Linked DNA regions of Homo sapiens: region 2 is linked to region 1. The links are chromatin contacts, found by Hi-C or POLR2A ChIA-PET in ENCODE. All regions are on one chromosome and are shown on one strand. The core of a region is the stretch at or near the end of the contact, and the rest is flanking DNA. Distances in the headings are between cores, read along the strand shown. Region 1 has its middle 27 kb from the start of LINC02509. Region 2 holds the start of SPATA4 (spermatogenesis associated 4).

Region 1 (3,896 bases), core at 729-3,228:
TGAAACAGAGTTTATTACAATTTAGTCTTGTGATATTATAACAAAATATTAATGGGTGGAACAGAATAGCTAGCTTTTAAAATGTCCTTCCTTTTCTTGTCTCTGTCCTTTTAACAATGGGAATTTATAACTTGTACAAGGTGAAATTTCCTAGTTTATGAAAAACAAGGTGTCATAGAAAAGTATGTGTATGAGAAATCTGTGCACTTAGCCACATTCGATCAGCAAATCTTGACTGTACACCTACAATGTGCACTCTTCAGCACTGGGTGCTGTAGTGGAGAAGGTAGAGAGAGCTGCTGATCTCAGAACTTTTGGCTATAGGTGAATGTTACCATATTTCCCCATGCCCTGTGTATTCCAATCACAAATACAGACTCTGTTTCTCAGAGGCTACAGATAGACATTGGTTTCTGACAGCTTATTAGTGTTTTCTTCCGCATTGTTAAACCTAATTGTTATTCTTTGGTTGATTACCTGTAAGACCAAGAGCAAGGATATGTTGCATCTGAAAGCAAAAACAAATTAACCTGAAAGCTAAATGTGGTAAAAACAATTTTTATTGAAGCTTTTCCAATGACTTGGTCTTATGGGCAAAACACAAGCCACACATCTTTGGACTAGTTGTATCACCTCCTGAGTTGTGGCCCTTGGAGACAGTGTTTGTTACTAGTCCACTGTACACACACATTTTCCATTGCTACCACACTTTCCTACCTCCGAGAGCAAATGTGTATCACAGAGGACCAATGGAAGAGCTTCTGAGATTTCACAGTCTGTCCATATAAAATGGCCAATATAGGCTTGTTCAACTATTGCTGTATGAGAAAATTGGCAAATATTTGACTAATTGGATAAAGGAGTGTAGGAAATTTGGATCATTTCAAGTTCTATGTATCATAATCTGAATGTTCTAGAATGATTGTTTACATTTGATTAAATGAACAAAACGGTTTCAACATATCCTTTCTTCTCAGTGTTAACATAAATCTTACCTTGAAAGTATTTGCAGTATTTATTTAAATGCTGAAGAAAGCTCTTTGTGTAACATGAGGAATAAGCCTAAGATAGTATAGTATTCTCCATTTTTCTATTAGTTTTTAATTTTATGTAAAAATATTTACCAATCTTCGGCACCAAAACTTTATATATATGAAAAATGTACCATGACATACTATTGGAAATGAAAACATTTGAGCCATCACATCTCAACAGACATTTTCAGAGTGAAAATCTATGCCAGAGCAAGCACAGCAGCATTCCCAAATAAAGTCCTTTGTGGCCAGTACGTTTAATACATAAAGCTCCCCAAATGATTGCTTTGTGAGGGGAATAAGAAACACACATGGTACAGACAGGTCCTTGCTGTATATTTTAGCTATAACTGATAGTGCATATGAGTCAATGATTACAGCTATGTATTATTTTATATGTCTCCTGTAATTTTGCCATATATTTAATTATTGCTTTAAATGAAGCAACTCAAATGCCTTTCTCTGTTTTGCAAAGAAAGGGCCTAAAGCTAGATCATAGAATTGTAATCCAGAGAGAATTGTAGTGCATCAAGCCTGGATAAATAGGCATTGTTTAGAAATTGAGCTCCAGCATTACACACAAAAATCATAAATAACTTAGGAATCATAAATAATCATAAATAATCTTAGAAATCACAAATAATCTTATAAATAATCAGAAATTATAAATAATTTTAGGAATATACTGTATATATGAGACTCCAAAACCAGTACTGCAAATCTGTTAAGTTGTAATTTTCCACTTTCTAAGCTATACAGTGGCTTCAGGAAAATGTAGTCCACCATCTTCGCTTTCATTTTCCTTTTAGATATGAGTAAGTGTGACAAATACATTTATGTTTCATTTCATTTTAATGATGTGATCTTCAAAACCACAGATTCACCCAAAGAGGAAATGACTATACTACTAATTCTAGCTGTTTTCATAGACAGTTCTGGAAATAGGAGTCACTGATGGGCAAGTCAGAGTCTGTATTTAAGCCACAGGCATGCTTTGTTTAACCATCACAATATTTTAGAAATTGAGAAATTTCATGAAACAGTCCTAATTCTTGACTTCTCTTGAAAATCAGAAAAACGTATCAACACGATCCACATTCCTATATGGCGACAAGCCGCTGGATGCAATGCATATCTGCCACAACCTTCACCATTTCTTTTGCCTTAAATCCAGCACCCTTTACTGATCCAAATTACCTGTAGATGTCTGAATCTGAGACTCCTGCAGTAGAGAACATTTTCTGGCTTGACCCATTTTTCCATGACTCTGTCTCTAACACTATTAGAACTTGGTAAGTAAATGTTTCACCACACATTTAATTGATATTTGCCATTTTCTTATTGATTAATTTTATATTGACTACCTAGAATCATGCAGCATGTGATATTGAAGAGAAGTCTAACATCTATAAGACTAAAATCTCCTTTTACCAATGAGAAACACTGAAACAGGGCTAGAAGTTGAGGCAGTATGTTGCTGGAGCCTAAAATATTCACACCAGCGCTGTCTGCATGCCTGTGGTTCAGTCCACTGCACAACGTGACCTATGTAAACTGTTCCTTGAACAAAATTGTGATATGGAATTTCTTTGGAATCTTAAATTGTGGAAACCAACCCCCTTCTGAGCCCATTCAATGCCAAGAATTTTAATTAAAATATAATAATAGTAATAATAAATTATAATTGTCAAAATTCCTTAGTAGTCTATTTCAATGAAGACGGAAATTTTATTTTTAGGCTTTTATTTTTATTTTTATGTTTTTGAGAGGGAGTCTCGCTCTGTCACCCAGGCTGGAGTGCAGTGGTGATCCCAGGTTCAAGCGATTCTCCTGCCTCAGCCACCCAAGTAGCTGGGACTACAGTCACACACTACCAGACCCAGCTAACTTTTTGTATTTTTGGTAGAGACGGGGTTTCACCATGTTGCCCAGGCTGATCTCAAACTCCTGACCTCAGGAGATCTGCCCGCCTTGGCCTCCCAAAGTGCTGGGATTACAGGCTTGAGCCACAGTGCTCTGCCTTGGTTTTTTTTTTTTTTAACAAAAGTGTGTATAGTGCAAAAAGTCATTTATCTGAAGGTAGCAAGCCTCTCTATATTTTTTTCTATATAGATATATATATATATAGAGAGAGAGAGAGAGAGAGATGTGTATATATATATACAAGATGTGAAAAAAATGCCTGATTTTCTTACCCCTATCTTCCCTAATGTTCTCACTTTCTATATTTTTAAAAGTTTAAAATGATAACGTGGAGGAGTGCTGAAAGATAATTGTTTAAATTTGTCAAAACCAAAGAACTGTAATGGGCTCGATTCTACTATCATTAGCTCCAGTGTATTTTATTATATGGCATGGCTGTTAAATGCATGAAAACTTTGATTTTTGATCTGTGCTTTTTAATTTATCACTTTAGTTTCTTAGTATAGATGAGTTTTATTTCCTTTTTAATTTCTTTTTTTTACAATTCAAGCATGTTGCTACCAGATGGAAATCATTTTAATAATATGTAGCTGCAATTCTTTTCTTTTCTTTCTTTTTTATTTTTTTTGAGACGGAGTCTCGCTCTGTCGCCCAGGCTGGAGTGCAGCGGCGGCTCATTGCAAGCTTCGCCTCCTGGGTTCACGCCATTCTGCCTCAGCCTCCCGAGTAGCTGAGACTACAGGCGCCTGCCAGCACGCCCGGCTAATTTTTTTTTTCTTTAGTAGAGACGGGGTTTCCCCTTGTTAGCCACGGTCTCCAGACCTCGTGATCCACCCGCCTCGGCCTCCCAAAGTGCTGGGATTACAAGCGTGAGTCACCGCGCCCGGCTGTTAGTTGCAATTCTTAAAGAAAAATTCAAATACTTAAAAGAACTATTGG
Region 2 (3,896 bases), core at 917-3,416, 710 kb after region 1:
GTGAACCCAGAAACTCTGAGACAGGTCTCAGTTAATTTAGAAAGTTTATTTTGCCAAGGTTGAGGATGAGCACCCGTGACACAGCCTTAGGAGGTCCTGACATGTGCCCAAGGTGGTCAGGGCAGTTTGGTTTTATACATTTTAGGGAGACATGAGACTTCAGTCGACATGTGGAAGATGAACATTGATTTGGTCTGGAAAAGGTGGGACAACTAGAAGCAAAGGCAGGACAACTCAAGCAGGGAGGGGGCTTCCAGGTCATAGGTAGATGGGAGACAAATGGTTGCATTCTGTTGAGTTTCTGATGAGCCTTTCCAGAGTAGGCAATCAGGTATGCATTTAGCTCAGTGAGCTAAGCGGTGACTTTGAATAGAATAGGAGGCAGGTTTGCCCTAAGCAGTTCCCACTTTGACTTTTCCCTTTAGCTTAGTGATTTGGGGGAGGTGGGGGGGGTCCCAAGATTTAATTTCCTTTCACAGTAGAAATGGCTATTCAAAGCTTTCATCTTAAAAATCAGCTTAAAATACCACCTTCTAAGATCCAAATTAATGGTCATCTCTTTTGAGAGGACTTCTTACACTCTCCCAGGCCAAAGTATTTGCTTCCTTTCTGGTGCTAACATATTTTTACCATGGCAGAGCTTTTCAGTGTATGTAATCTTTTCACTGATATTTCTATCTCTGAATCTCTTATAAATGATCTGCCGCACAGAGCTGTCCAATCGAAATTCCTGTAGTGATGGAACAGTGCTGTGTCTGTCCTACCCAACATGGCAGCCACTAGCTACATATGGCTATTGAGCAGGTAAAATGTAGCCAGTGGAACTGAGTTTATTTAAATTTAAGTTTAAATAGCCACATGTGGCTAGTGGCTACCATATTGGATGGTAAAGATCTAGCACATACTCCAGGATAGTTCCTCAGAAAAGGTTTACAGAATGAATGAATCATTCATTAAAACTTTTTTAGCCTAACAGAAAACACTTACATAGCTTCAGTTTTGGTTTTCTTTTTTAACCACATACAGAATACACTGGTTTACTTTATTAATAAGCATGTATATGAATAAACATTAAAAATATTACATAGTATCATTATCAAGATCTATCCCATATTTTACCATGTGTATGTATCCACAGGGCCTGTCACCTGGCTCTCTGCAGCCTCAAGTTCCTGAGCTCAAGCAATCCTCCCACCTCAGCATCTGGAGTACTTGAGAGTACAGGTGTGCACCACCACACCCAGCTATTTTGTTTGTTTGTTTGTTTTGTAGCGAAAGTCTCTCCACCTTGTGTTGCCCAGGCTGGTCTTGAACTCCTGAGCTCAAACGATCCTCCCGCCTCCACCACCCAAAGTGCTGGGATTACAGGCATGACCCACTGTGCCCTGCCAAGCAAAAAAAAACAAAAAACAAAAAACAAAAAACAAAAAACTGTGGCTGTAAAAATTTTTAATGGATTTTAATAATTAAGCTTACATATTTATAATTGCCTATGCCAACTTTGCAGTTGTTTTCATTGTGTTCAGATAGATCCCAAGTGACTAGATGAATGCGTGGCACATAATATGGACTCAATACATATTTGTTGAATTAATGAAGGAATTATGCCTACTAGGAGATTTTAATTAAGTGTGAAAATCTAACCTACACATCGTTTTCAAATATTAATGTTTACAAATACTTAATGCAATAATTAAGGAAATAGTTATGTTAAATTTTGTGGACATTCATTTCCATTTCAAAGATTTTTTTCCCCCATCTCTTCCAATTCCCAAACAAAAACTGTCCTTGGCCTCTGGAGTCTTCTCACACCACTCCTCAAACTAGACGACTGAAAATAGGCCTTTGGCTGGGCAGAAACCAACAATATTTAAAATACAAAACTTATGAACGATGACATAAGAAAAAAAAAGCTCTAAATAGGTTAACAGTGAGGCCAACTAAATCTGAGACTGAAAGCGCTCCCCAGACCGCAGCCACACCACTGGGACCCCAGCTTTGCCTCCCTCGATACCCGGCCCCGCGGTCCAAAATCTGAGTAAAGCGGAAGTACGGGCGGCTGCTGCGGCGCTTGCGCAGGCGCTGAGGTCTCGCCCCATAAGACTCCGCCCCGCCCCACGAGACCGCGCCGCCAGCAATAAGGCCCAGCCCCGCCTTCTGCTGTTGCCGCAGCAACCCAGAAAGCGTCATGGCTGCCGCCGGCCAGGAAAAAGGGTATTTGACACAGACTGCGGCAGCCCTAGACAAGTCACCGTCACTTTCGCCACAGCTAGCAGCTCCCATCCGAGGGAGGCCTAAGAAGTGTCTGGTCTATCCGCATGCGCCGAAGAGCTCCCGCTTGTCTCGTTCCGTTCTGCGTTGGCTTCAGGGTCTGGATCTCAGCTTCTTCCCCAGGAACATCAACAGGTGCTTGAGTAAGCCAGTCCTAGGCCCCCCCGGTGGGCGCCCCGCCTGCTTTCCGCCGCCTGCCAGGCCTCAGATTGCCTACCCTGGCCTGGCTTATGTTTCAAATCAAGACCCCCCCACCCACGTACACACACGAAAACACTATTAGGGAACAAGGCTTTAACAAAATACCACGATACATCTTGTTTATTCAATTAATCAACCAATCATTAAATTGTGGACAATATAGAATGCTTTGGTGACTACAAAAATATTAAAATAGTCAAAGCTTTTTCTTTAGTGATATTGGGCATTAATACTGGTAAGGACGGCCGGGCACAGTTGCTCATGCCTGTAATCCCAGCATTTTGGGAGCCGAGGCAGGCGGATCACCTGAGGTCAGGAGTTGAGTAACAGCCTGACCAACACGGTGAAACCCCGTCTCTACTAAAAAATACAAAAAATTAGCCCAGTGTGGTGGCGGGTGCCTGTAATCCCAGCTACTGGGGAGGCTGCAGGCAGGAGAATGCTTGAACCCGGGAGGCGGAGGTTGCTGTGAGTCGAGATTATGCCGCTGCACTCCAGCCTAGGTGGCAGGGTAAGACTCTGTCTCAAAAAAAAAAAAAAAAAAAAAAAAAAAAAATACTGGTAAGGATCAGTTTACCCTTTGTCGGAGATGGCATCTAGTTTGAGAGTTACCAACAAGTTTTTAAAGTTGCTGCTTAATTGTAGGCACTTTGTATGTAACTGGCAGCTAATATTTGCTCTGGGAATGCAAACTAAATTCTATAAAAAGGCAATGAATCTTTTGCAGAACTCTGGTTTAAAGTAGTCTCTCCTTATCAGAGAGGCATAGGTTCCAAGATCCCCAGTGGATGGCAACTGTGGATACTACAGAACCCTCTGTCAGAACACATTTCTGTTTATGTCTTCCATCCACAAATTTAATGCCTTTTTAAAAATCTTAACTAAGCACTTATCACACACTGTGGCTGAAAGTTTTTCAGTTTGAGGTGTGATGCCGAAACTATCAAGAATTTCTTTTTCTTCATATTTCAGGAATATGATTCATTCCTACCATTGTAACCATTCTTACAACTTTCTATTAAGTCAAGAACTTTCATCTTTTCACCTAAAGGAATAATTTTATGGTTTCTCTCTGGCATATCTGAATCACCAGCATCACTGCTCTTGCACTTTGCACACAAGCGCACCACACTGTACAGTTGATCTGATGACTAAAAGGTGACTGATGTCTACAACGTGGAGACTCTGGACAAAGGGAGGACTCACATCCTAGGCAACACAGAGCAGGCAGGGAGGTTTCATCAGACTGCCCAGAACAGAGTACAATTTAAAAGTTACAAATTATTTCTTGAATTTTCCATTTAATATTTTCCGACTGTGATTGACCCAAGGTAACTGAAACTGCAGAAAGCAAAACTGCAGATAAGCGGGGGACTAGTTTACTAATTTGTCTTCAGTATTACTTACAACCATGCCTCTGAAAT

The links. Hi-C counts contacts between places; a loop is a spot of excess contacts on that map. ChIA-PET counts read pairs that join two places held with the same protein, here RNA polymerase II (POLR2A). Pooled maps may share reads with other maps.
Region 2: a loop to region 1 is called in a map of naive thymus-derived CD4-positive, alpha-beta T cell, with 13 times the contacts of the local background. The contact joins the promoter of SPATA4 here to the enhancer-like site in region 1. A Hi-C loop is called at or near these places in 1 of 168 maps with a recorded cell type or tissue (naive thymus-derived CD4-positive, alpha-beta T cell), 2 of 37 single-sample maps with no recorded cell type and 11 of 50 pooled maps. POLR2A ChIA-PET finds 5 or more read pairs at or near these places in 1 of 52 experiments (activated CD4-positive, alpha-beta T cell).

The regions. Positions count from the first base shown.
Region 1 is chr4:176,901,178-176,905,073 of GRCh38, reverse strand. No RefSeq gene overlaps it. Among named protein-coding and RNA genes, the nearest start is that of LINC02509, 27 kb to the right of the region's middle. Within about 2 kb of position 1,978, at least 4 of the 41 ENCODE cell types and tissues checked have a DNase peak (open chromatin) inside an H3K27ac peak, as active enhancers do.
Region 2 is chr4:176,193,855-176,197,750 of GRCh38, reverse strand. SPATA4 (spermatogenesis associated 4) reads left to right here and starts at 2,166. Exons shown (of 6, transcript NM_144644.4): 1 at 2,166-2,406. The coding sequence starts at 2,189.